Linked DNA regions of Homo sapiens: region 1 is linked to region 2. Evidence: read pairs that join two places in POLR2A ChIA-PET (ENCODE). Cell type or tissue: HCT116. All regions are shown on one strand. Links, peaks and the distances in the headings refer to the core of each region. The heading gives the core; the rest is flanking DNA. Region 1 overlaps YAP1 (Yes1 associated transcriptional regulator). Region 2 overlaps ANGPTL5 (angiopoietin like 5).

Evidence for each region. Peaks named below come from ENCODE experiments on the same cell type or tissue, not always from the same donor. Only the 100,000 strongest peaks of a DNase experiment are listed, where the experiment ranks them.
Region 1: POLR2A ChIA-PET joins it to region 2 with 5 read pairs; 4 of 35 experiments call an interaction of 5 or more read pairs at or near these places.

The regions. Positions count from the first base shown.
Region 1 is chr11:102,114,506-102,119,896 of GRCh38, reverse strand. All of the region lies in intron 2 of YAP1 (Yes1 associated transcriptional regulator), which reads right to left. Among named protein-coding and RNA genes, the nearest start is that of YAP1-DT, 6.7 kb to the right of the region's middle. In HCT116, for the core only: no CTCF peak of the experiment used is centred there; no DNase peak of the experiment used is centred there; H3K4me3 peaks cover 142 bases; H3K27ac peaks cover 2,383 bases.
Region 2 is chr11:101,905,840-101,911,230 of GRCh38, reverse strand. It overlaps ANGPTL5 (angiopoietin like 5), which reads left to right. Exons shown (of 9, transcript NM_178127.5): 2 at 3,230-3,417; 3 at 3,984-4,128; 4 at 5,384-5,391. The coding sequence starts at 3,322. Among named protein-coding and RNA genes, the nearest start is that of CEP126, 6.5 kb to the left of the region's middle. In HCT116, for the core only: no CTCF peak of the experiment used is centred there; no DNase peak of the experiment used is centred there.

The DNA.
Region 1 (5,391 bases), core at 166-5,165, 210 kb before region 2:
TAGCAACTGATTTTTAAAATGACTTCACTTTGATTGGTCCTAAGCTTAAATTTCTATATATATTTTGGCAATAAAACAGTTTAGAGTTTACCTCCCCTCAAAGCCTTAAGGTACAAGGCAATGCAGAGTCATGATACCCTGAGTATTTTAAGCTGTGAATTCACATTATTTTTCTAACTACAAAGTAAAATATTTCTCTACATAACTAAAGAGGACTTATTTTAGGGTTGTAAAAACCTGGGTTTTTTTTTTTTCCAAGTTTCAACTATTTAAATGCTATCTAGATGTTTGGGTTTTTTTTTAATGGCTAAGATAAAGCTTTAGGAAAGGGTATTTTTTTTTAAATGTGACTTTAAAAAGAAAATTAGCCTACCACCTTGCAGTCAATTGAGTCTGCTACATTTAAACTTCCAGAGATAGTTCTAGAATTCTTTCTAGAACTAAGAATCATAATTTTTAAACACACCAAGTGACAGTCTGTTCTTTGAATGATGCTGCAAATTAATTAAATAATGCAAAGAAGTTCTAGTGAACTTCTTTCTTAGTTCACACTAAAAAAATTCCATTATTTTTCCCAGGGAATATGTTAATCTCTATGTTCTATTTACTCTGTCACATCTACTATCTTCCAACTGTTTTTCTTCTGCCACTGGTGAATACAGTTTCTCCAGGGTTCTCTCCCTAAATCACTGTGGCACTGTGTGCCATTCTTCCCTGGGATGCCCACCCACTGAGCAGAAGTAAGCTCTCCCCCACCCCCCAGAGCTAAGGGCGTACTTTCATCTTCTCTCTCCACTCAGCCTCAATAGCAAGACAAACAAGCAGAGACTGGCCTTCCCTCAAATAGGGAAATACTTCGTGATTGCAATTTGAACTGGTTTTTTGTTTGTGTATACATGTGCACGTGTGCAACTTAACATTTAATGGCAAAATTACAAGCTTTTCAGTTTTAAAGGGAAACTCTGGGTTATACTTGATACAGAAAGAAACAGTATAGCCTTATTCTTCATGAAACTTCCTTTTAAAGAGGCATAATCTTTATTATGAAGATACACTGTATATGTTCTGTATACAATGTATAAATACCAGGTACACTGTATATGATAACAACATACACTGTATATGTTCATAGTCTTTTTTTTTTTTGAGATAGAGTCTGGCTCTGTCGCCCAGGCTGGTGTGGAGTGGTGCAATCTCAACTCACTGCAGCCTCCACCTGCCAGGTTCAAGCAATTCTCCTGCCTCAGTCTCCTGATTAGCTGGGACAATAGGTGTGCGCCAACACACCCGGCTAATTTTTGTATTTTTGTAGAGATGGGGCAGGAGAATCACGCGAACCCAGGAGGCAGAGGTTGCAGTGAGTTGAGATCGTGCCACTGCACTCCAGCCTGGTCAACAGAGCAAGACTCTGTCTCAAAAAAAAAAAAAAAAGGAAAGAAAGAAAAAAGAATCAGCCTATGTATAGCGATCAATCACATCTACAAGGCAAATTAATATAGGAATATGGGTAGTTTTATGCCATGCAATGTCAAAAATCTCTGAAAAACATATCCTTTTTAAATTGTATACCAAGCTACTCAATATAACTTAATCAAATCACAGCCACAAAAAACCTTGAATCTTCGCAGACTAAAAACATTGTGGCCAGTTATTCAGAAAATGATAAACAATGGAAATGAAACAAAACTGTGCTTTAAAAATTATTAGAACATTATTAAAACAATGCAAATGTACAAACTTTTAAAATCACTGATCCAGATTCCTTAAATCAAATTATAAGGTCCTACATGGTACATTATATATAAGAACACATATCTTTGAACATGGTAATAGTTATAAGGCATCAGAGTCAATAAAATAAACTTGCAAGTAAAACACTCCTTGAAACCAGAGATATTATAGAATACTGAGTCAGGAAGTTATTCAGCAGCTTATAAAGAAATAGGAAGTTGTTGACCAACTACTTGAAGAACTATTTCCTGTAGGAAAACCGTAAGACAGCTGAAGAAGGTAATAACTCTCAGAGTCATAAAGAGAATGAATTCTTTTAAAATGAAAGCTCAATACGATGGTAAAGAAAATAGTTTTGAATAGTAAATGTAGTAGAACAAATATTATATGGCTAAGCCTTGTTTACATACTTCACATTCATCCCAGAGCTTGAAAACAAGCCACTGATAAATGTAACTAGCACCATACTTCCACCGTATCACTTGCCAAAGTAAGGTATGAGTCTCCTCCACAAGATCTCACTGACCTAAGGAGGGCTTTAAAACAACGAATGATTGCCTGCTTATAATCTTTCAGTAATCATGCTGCCTGGAAACTAGATGATAGGCCAACTAACTTCAAAAACTCAATCATCTATGGTCACAAGGCCAACAACTGGGTTGTTTCTTAACATTTCTAAGTTTTTTCTCAAATTACATCGTCTTGCCTGTCTGGACCATTTATAGTCAGGTTCTTCATGCCAAATATAAATCTCAATAAGTTATAGACTTTGTAACTTAAAAGTCAGTTCCAACAAATATCTAAAAAGATGCATTAAAATAAAATGTTTCATTGCGGAAACAAGTGTAAGGCAACTAATTTAAATCTTCATTCTACATCTGATGACAACAACACTCCTCTTTAGATACAAGAGGAAAGTATATAAATATTGATTACAAAGACAGCCCTATTTTAAAACATCAAAACTAGGATAAAAATGAACTTTGACAACAGAAACTTGGCACCAAAAGCTTAGTTTATCATCATCTTTGACTAATGGTTAGGATATTAATCTCATTTGTCTGTTCAGTACACAAAAAGAAGTTGTAACAACTATACGGTCCATAACATCATGGAAGTAGCTAACTGGAGAAGGTGAAATAATCTTATTTCATAACTTTTCTCCAAATTGCATAATGTTCATAAAGCAGATACTCTTTAAAATACAAAATTTTATAAGCCCACAGCATTCTTCTCCCACATCCAATGTTTAGGGGCCTCCATAGAATCCCTGACAGATACCAAGTAACCATGATTTTACCTACATTTATTGAGCAAGATTTACCTGTCCAGGAAAACTCTTCTAGTTCTTAAAAGTTTTATATAAGAAAATTCTTCCATGGAATCAAAATTCCTCACATTTCTTATATAGTAAGACTAATCCTACTCCCACATAAAAGTTCCCCAGAAACACTGAAACAACAATCATGTCTTATCTCTCCTCCTCCCAGTTTTTTCTTTTCCGGGTAAATATCTCTCTACCCTTGCAACCTTTTCTCCTATGACATAATTTGAGATTTATTTATTTTAGCCTGGTTTATCTTCCTTACAGGCCCATAGTTGACAGGGGTGAATTGAGGTGACTGGGGTTGGAAGGTATATACCCTTCATTAATCCATCTACATATATCAATACCTTTAAGAGAAACATTTCTTCACAAAGGAAGAATCACTGGAAACTTTGAAAAATGAATAGTCATTCCTTAGCATCTGTGGTCAAGGATTGGTTCCAGGACCTCCTACATGTACTAAAATCCACAGAGGCTCTGGTCTTTCATATAAGGTGGCATAATATTTGCATATAACCTATACATATTCTCCCATATACTTTATATCACCTCTAGATTACTTATAATACTTAATACAACGTAAAGGCTAAATAGTTGTTACATTATTTAGGAAATAATGACAAGGAAAAAAGTTTGTACATTAGTCAATACAGATGTAATTTGTTTCCAAATATTTTCAATCAGAGGTTGGTTGAATCCATGAATGCTGAACCCACAGATACGGAAGGCCAACTGTATCTAGAATACTGATTTCAGCTCAAAAAAAGATCATTCATTCAAAATAATGAAATCGTAGGCAGGTATCACCTACAAGCAATTATTACAAGATACAAAGAACTAAGAAGAAGAGCATAAATGTTGCTCTTTAACCTTATACTTTTAGCCACAGCATCAACCAAAGAAAGAAGGAAAGCAGGCTATTAAGCTGTTTAACAATCTCCCCAGGTCAGCATGTGACCCAGCAGGGAGAGGTTCAAAAAAGTGCAGCCTTTCTTTTTCTTCCTAACAACCTGGTTTGTTTCCACTCCCTTCCCCTTCAAGACACATCCTTCACAGCTAGCAGCTCTTTCAATCATTTACTTTGGATGTCTGCTTGAGAACAAATGATCTTGCTCATGCAGATGAGTTTGCCAGACTTGTGTGTACTTTCCAGTCTCAGGCCCTTTACTGTTCTGGTTGAAACCTGATCCTTTGAAATGGATACCAGGACACCAGAAAATGAATTTTTTTAAAAAAAAAGAAGAAAAGAAAAGAAAAAGTTGCAGGAAAGGGGGCAAAAAAAAACTGTACGAACTTTTCATGATCAAACCTTTTCCTTTGCTCTTCTGTAAGTCTGTCACAAAACTTTCTATCTTACATTACAAAGTAGCAACCCACCCTGGAAGACAATCAATATAAAACACATACTAGGATTCACACAACAAAACATCCTTAATGGTGTTATCTGGTATGATAAATAAATGTTACATTTGCCTTAGGAGTAGACTGTCAAGACCTATCCGAATCAAAACTTACACTGTTTTTCACTTTATTATCTCAACCTGATTAAACACTATTAAGTGAGCTTTTTTAAAGACATCAATTTCAGTCTATCATAATTAGTTTTAGTCAACATTTCAATATATACTTGATCCAAACAAGCCAGAAAAAAATTGAGGTCTTATCTGTAATTTCAAAATCAGAGGAGAGAAAATTCTATTTATGTCTTTTCAGCCTAGTGTAATTCTGCCATTTTATTAAACACAAAAGGACTGAAAAAATAAAAATAAATAAACAACCCAACGGTCATGTTTTTGTTTTCCCAGAGAGGAGGGTTTCTGTTGTGAAGACCTACTAGCTTGAAAGAAGTTTGCCACTGAGCGACTGCATATGAAACCTAAAAATTTTTATTTCCCTTTACATTTTTGGGGGGAAATATTGGTAAGTCACATCAAGCTTCAGTTGTAGTGCTTGTCATTTCACAATTTAAAATACTGTAAAATTAGACTCCCCCAAAAGCCCTACTTATTTTGTAGTTCTCTACCAATAAAATATTTATTTAAAAAGATACAAGTAGCACCATACGTATTTTGTAAGACGCTGCTAGCCCTGTAATTCCCAGAATTTGAAAATTTTCATGGTATTCTTTCTGTTTTGTGCTAGGCTAATTAAAAGGTTTGGCACAAGCTCAAAATGAGAATAACCAAACTTCCACAAAAGAAAAGATTATAAAGAGGCTCAGAACCAAGACTCAGTAAAGCTTTCAAAATATTACCCATACTAACAAAGGTATTTAGGTCATACCAAACTGAAACATATATATGGAAGATAGAGCTACAGAGCTTAACATAAAT
Region 2 (5,391 bases), core at 200-5,199:
AATCGATTGAAACTGGGAGGCAGAGGTTGCAGTGAGCCGAGATTGTGCAATTGCATTCCAGCCTGGGTGACAGAGCAAGGCTCTGTCTCAAAAAAAAAAAAAAAAAAAAAAAAAAAAAAAAAAAAAAAAAAAAAAAGATTTGGGTAGGGATGCAGGTCCAAACCATATAATAAGGGAAGTGTGCTAACATATGAGATTGTAGAGGTACATGGCCCAGATTTAGTGGCGACTTGTATTGTATGCAAGGACTTAATGTAAAATCCAACTTTCAATGGAGGGAAATCCATTTGAGAGTTTTGATTAGAAGAGTAACACAATTTTATTGAACCTTTAAAGAGACCCTCTAGTTGTTGTGGGGAAAACTAGGTTGTAGGAGATAAGACCAGAAACAATAAGGACAGTTTTAAGGTTACCAGAGATGGCAGACTTGGACTAGGATGGTAGCAGTGGAGGTGGCAAGAAATGTTTACAGTTTGAACCTTGAGCCAATAAGATGTGTTGGTGGATGGTTGCAGTAAGCGAGAGAAAAAAAGTCAAATGTGACTCAGATTTTTGGCTCAAACAATTGGATAAAGTGTGTTGCCATTACTAAGATGGGAAAGAATAGGTAGGGGTGGAATAAGGAATACGAGTTAGGCTTCAAACATGTTAAATGTGAGATGTCTATTAGACATGCAATTTCATTAATGTGGTCTCATAAATCGTTGATGTTTTATTTACAAAGGAAACTAATAATAACCACTTTATGGTTATAAAGCATATTCACATAACTTATCTAATTTGAATATATATATATATATATATATTTTTTTTTTTTTTTGAGACGGAGTTTTGCTCTTGTTGTTCAGGCTGGAGTGCAATGGCATGATCTCGGCTCACCACAACCTCTACCTCCCGGGTTCAAGCAATCCTCCTGCCTCAGGCTCCTGAGTAGCTGGGATTACAGGCATGCGCCACCACGCCCAGCTAATTTTGTATTTTTAGTAGAGACAGGGTTTCTCCTTGTTGGTCAGGCTGGCCTCAAACTCCCAACCTCAGGTAATCCGCCCGCCTCAGCCTCCCAAAGTGCTGGGATTACAGGCGTGAGCCACCGCGCCCAGCCTGAATATTATTTTTAGTATCTTTAGAACAGAAAATAAACAGAATTTATTTGAGCAAAGAATGATTTACGAATTGGGCAGCACCCAGAACAAGAAGTTCAGAGAGCTCCACCCAGCAGCATGAGCAGCAAGATTTTGTTGGACACAGAAACAAAGTAGAGGAATCATGTGATTGCCTACAGCTAGGTGTTTATCTTATTTGGGTATACTCTGATTAGTTGGCTGCCTATGATTGGCTGAAACTCCACTATTTGTTACAAAAAATATACTCCTAAGTCAGGCTGCAGTTTGCTACAGAGGAACTCAAAGTACAGAGACAGCCTCAGGCAATGGCCTCCTGCTTATTTAATTTAACAAGTATTATAACCATGTGGCAGCTGTGATGGACAATTTTTTTGTGCTTTCACTTTTGTCTTGGCTGAGGCTATTTTTTTTTTTCCATCTTCCACTGAAGTATTTTCTTGCTCAAATAAGAATTTCCTGAATTGGTCTCTGGGCAAGATGTGAAAGAACAAAGAATTTTAACATCTGGCTGATTTAAAGTTCTGCCAACTTCTGCTGAAGTTCTGCCATTTTCACTTGAATTTTGTAAGACTTCAACTAGAAATTTAAGATTACAATATGTGTATTTGCCTATTAATATAAATTATAAAAGTCATCAATATTGTCCGCAATGTTACATATCTTTTAATCCATACAACAATTTCCATAATACAAAGGAGGTAATCAAGCTATAGCAATATTAGTAACTTTGTCCAAGATTCCAGGGTAAGGGAGTGTTGAAACTAATCTTTAAATCAGGCAATCTGGTCTTGGAGCCGGCACTCCCAACCATCTCATACTGTCTCACTGGAGAAACTCTGAGAAAGTGATTGCCACAAATAAGAGATATGATTGTTTGGGTTTAAATAGTAGGTGGTGAGGAAGGAAAGTCAGAGAACAGATAATTATTTTAAGCTGTTTCTTCATTAAGAAAATATTTGAGTGCCTCTTGTGTATCAGTCATTGTACTAGTACCATAAAAACTATGGCAGTTCTCAGGTTAGGAAAGGAGATGGAGAAAATAATGTCTCGAACCAGAAGGAAGATGCAGGAAAGTTTTGCTTTGCCTCTTAATTTTAGAATAATGAAGACTTAGGCATGTGTGTAGAATGAAGGGAAGGAGACATTGAAAGGGAAAATTTGAAGACATTCATCTATCAACCTTCAAAGAGTGGTCATTTTCAATAATATTATTTCTCTGATGTTCAGAATTTTTACAGTTTTAACAAAATAGTTGTAATTAGATTACAACTAATTACAGATTAATTACAGTCTTAGAAATTTGCAATTTTTTTTTTTTTTTTTTTTGAGATGGAGTCTCACTCTTTCGCCCAGGCTGGAGTGCAGTGGCGTGATCTCGGCTCACTGCAACCTCTGCCTCCCAGGTTCAAGCGATTCTCCCTGCCTCAGCCTCCCTAGCAGCTGGGATTACAGGCACCTGCTACAACGCCCGGCTAATTTTTGTATTTTTTAGTAGAGACGAGGTTTCGCCATGTTGACCAGGCTGGTCTTGAACTCCTGACCTCAGGTGATCCACCTACCTCAGCCTCCCAAAGTGTTGGGATTACAGGCGTGAGCCACTGCGCCCAGCGTTGAGATTTGGCATTTTAAAAGTATATTTTAAGTCTGAATTATCTGCTCTGGATGTCCACCTCGATCAAATTTCTACTTAGCATTTTATAGAAATAGTTCCAAGGTAATATTTTTCCCACTCCATCAGTCATTTCTACTTCCTATTTTTTTGCAAGCAGTTTGCAATTATTGATGTATAGCTTATCAAAGCCATTTTTTTTCCCAAGGCAAGAAAAGGCTGACTCACAAAAATTAGATGAATTTATAAATTCATGCTTTATTTATCTGTCTACATCTGTCATTTATTTATTTATTTACTTATTTATCTATTTGTTGCCTATATTGCAAAAGCTTGGATTTATAATACAGACATGAAGTGATAAAAAAGGAATTGTACAATTTAAAATGTCAGGATCTCCAGAGGCTACTTTGTTTTTCATATGAAGGGTGTTGTTTCAAACCAGGGCATGGAAACTAGTAAGTTTTGGCTTATGTTTTTGTTGTACGCTTTCCAGAGGTTTTTAACTGAAGACTCTATGCTCTGTAGTTCTTTCCACAAAGAGCTGACTGATATTTGAAGAAGTGTTTTCATCTATCCAAGAAAAATATGATGTCTCCATCCCAAGCCTCACTCTTATTCTTAAATGTATGTATTTTTATTTGTGGAGAAGCTGTACAAGGTAACTGTGTACATCATTCTACGGTAAGAATTTTAGCAATATTATATTAGCTAGGAAAGCATGATTAGCTTTCAAGATATATATTAGAATTTTGAAAAGATTAATCATAACTACCAAATATAATTTATGGAACAATTAAAACATGTATTTAGAAATGTTGAAAATTGCTTTAATATTACTGTATTTAAACTGAGGAAACTATAAACTGAGGATTGATTCAACAGATATGAAAATATTTTGAAGACATTTCAGGCCTAGATTAAAAACTAGCCCACAACTTTTCAATGAAATATCTGATAGGTAGTAAAAAATCACTTTGCTTAAAAAAAAAGCTGTTCCACAAACTTTCATATTTCAAATATTGTCCTGTGAGTGGCTACCCAGGAAATTAAGAAATTGGTCCGTTTGATTTTATTTACTCATCAGGTTTATTTGTGGAAGTTTGAATTAAATAGCTTATATTTCTCTCTAATGATCAGCCTTGTCTTTCCTGAAATCTAAGCTTTTCTCTATAGTCTTTTTTATTATGTATTAGGTCATATAACATGTTTAATGTATTTTTTTCTTATTTCTATTTTTTAATATAAAGGACTCTTCAGTAGTTAACATTGTAGAAGATGGATCTAATGCAAAAGATGAAAGTAAAAGTAATGATACTGTTTGTAAGGAAGACTGTGAGGAATCATGTGATGTTAAAACTAAAATTACACGAGAAGAAAAACATTTCATGTGTAGTAAGTATTAAAAATAAACAAAATAATAAGAGTATATGATTCATTATTTTTAGGGTAGACACTGAAAAGTATACTTTAGCTTTTGTCTGGGTCATTTTCTATACATCCTGATCATCCTAGGCCAGAAGCTTTATTGTTTGGCCCATAATAGGTGCTTAATAAATATTTGGTAAATGAATGGATCCTTTCTCTATGTAGCTAATTCTGTGTGCAACAAAAGGGTCTCAGGCTTCTCAAACCAATGAGTGCAGCTTTAGACCTATTAAGACAGATGGCTAAATTCAGGAAAAAGCTAATAGAAAGTGACAGACTGAAAATAAGAAAGAGAGAGGAAGCAGAGTGAGGTAGAATTAAAAATATCAAGATTTTTTAATGTGATTCTACTGCTGGTGGAAAGAAAGTTAGAAAATAAAATTTTAAAGAATAACATACGTAATAGTGTGTGGGCCCTTTTGTTATAGGGGGCAACATTATTACTATCTTGGGTAAAACTCACATAGGGTCTGAGAAATATAGGTAGTGAATGTTTATTTCCTAATTTTGGTGGTATGTTATTAGAAATGTCTTTGGTGTAAGAAATATACACTGAAATAGCATGACGGTACATCATGGCAACATGGTCTCAAAGGCATTAGGAAAAAGTTATTTGTACTGTTATCGCAACTTCGCTATAAGAAATTTTCTCTTAAGATAAAAACATTTTTAAAAGGAAAATGTATAGTAAATGTTTAGTCAGAAACCAAATAACCAAAACCTTTGACTAACATTTATTATGTGTATGTATATGTATGTGCTAGCAATTTAATTGTGTAAATATAGTATTAATAGAAAAATTAAAACAAAGATGTACTTTTTAAAATTAACTTGCCTGGTATAAAACTGTCACCACTAACTTTCTTTTACAGTAAGAATTGATGAATCCTATAACTCCTGCCTCTATATATCTCATCTTATAAAGTGAGAATTTATAATCAGAACACTGTCTCTTAATGATAACAGATTAATTATTCTGGGTAATCTATATTAGTAGGAAGCATAGTTTCATTAAGAAGTATTGAGACAATCATTTCTGGGGTTAATCCTGAGTTAAACAAAAGATATACTAACTAAAATATGTAATTCTGAGTATTAAGATAAATTGAGATAGTATTGAGTTAACATACATATCCAAAATCAGGTAAAATTCACTATTTTTCACTGTAATTGTTTTCTGTAACAATATAATATTTAACAGCCACTTTTTATTATGGTTAAGGAAATTTG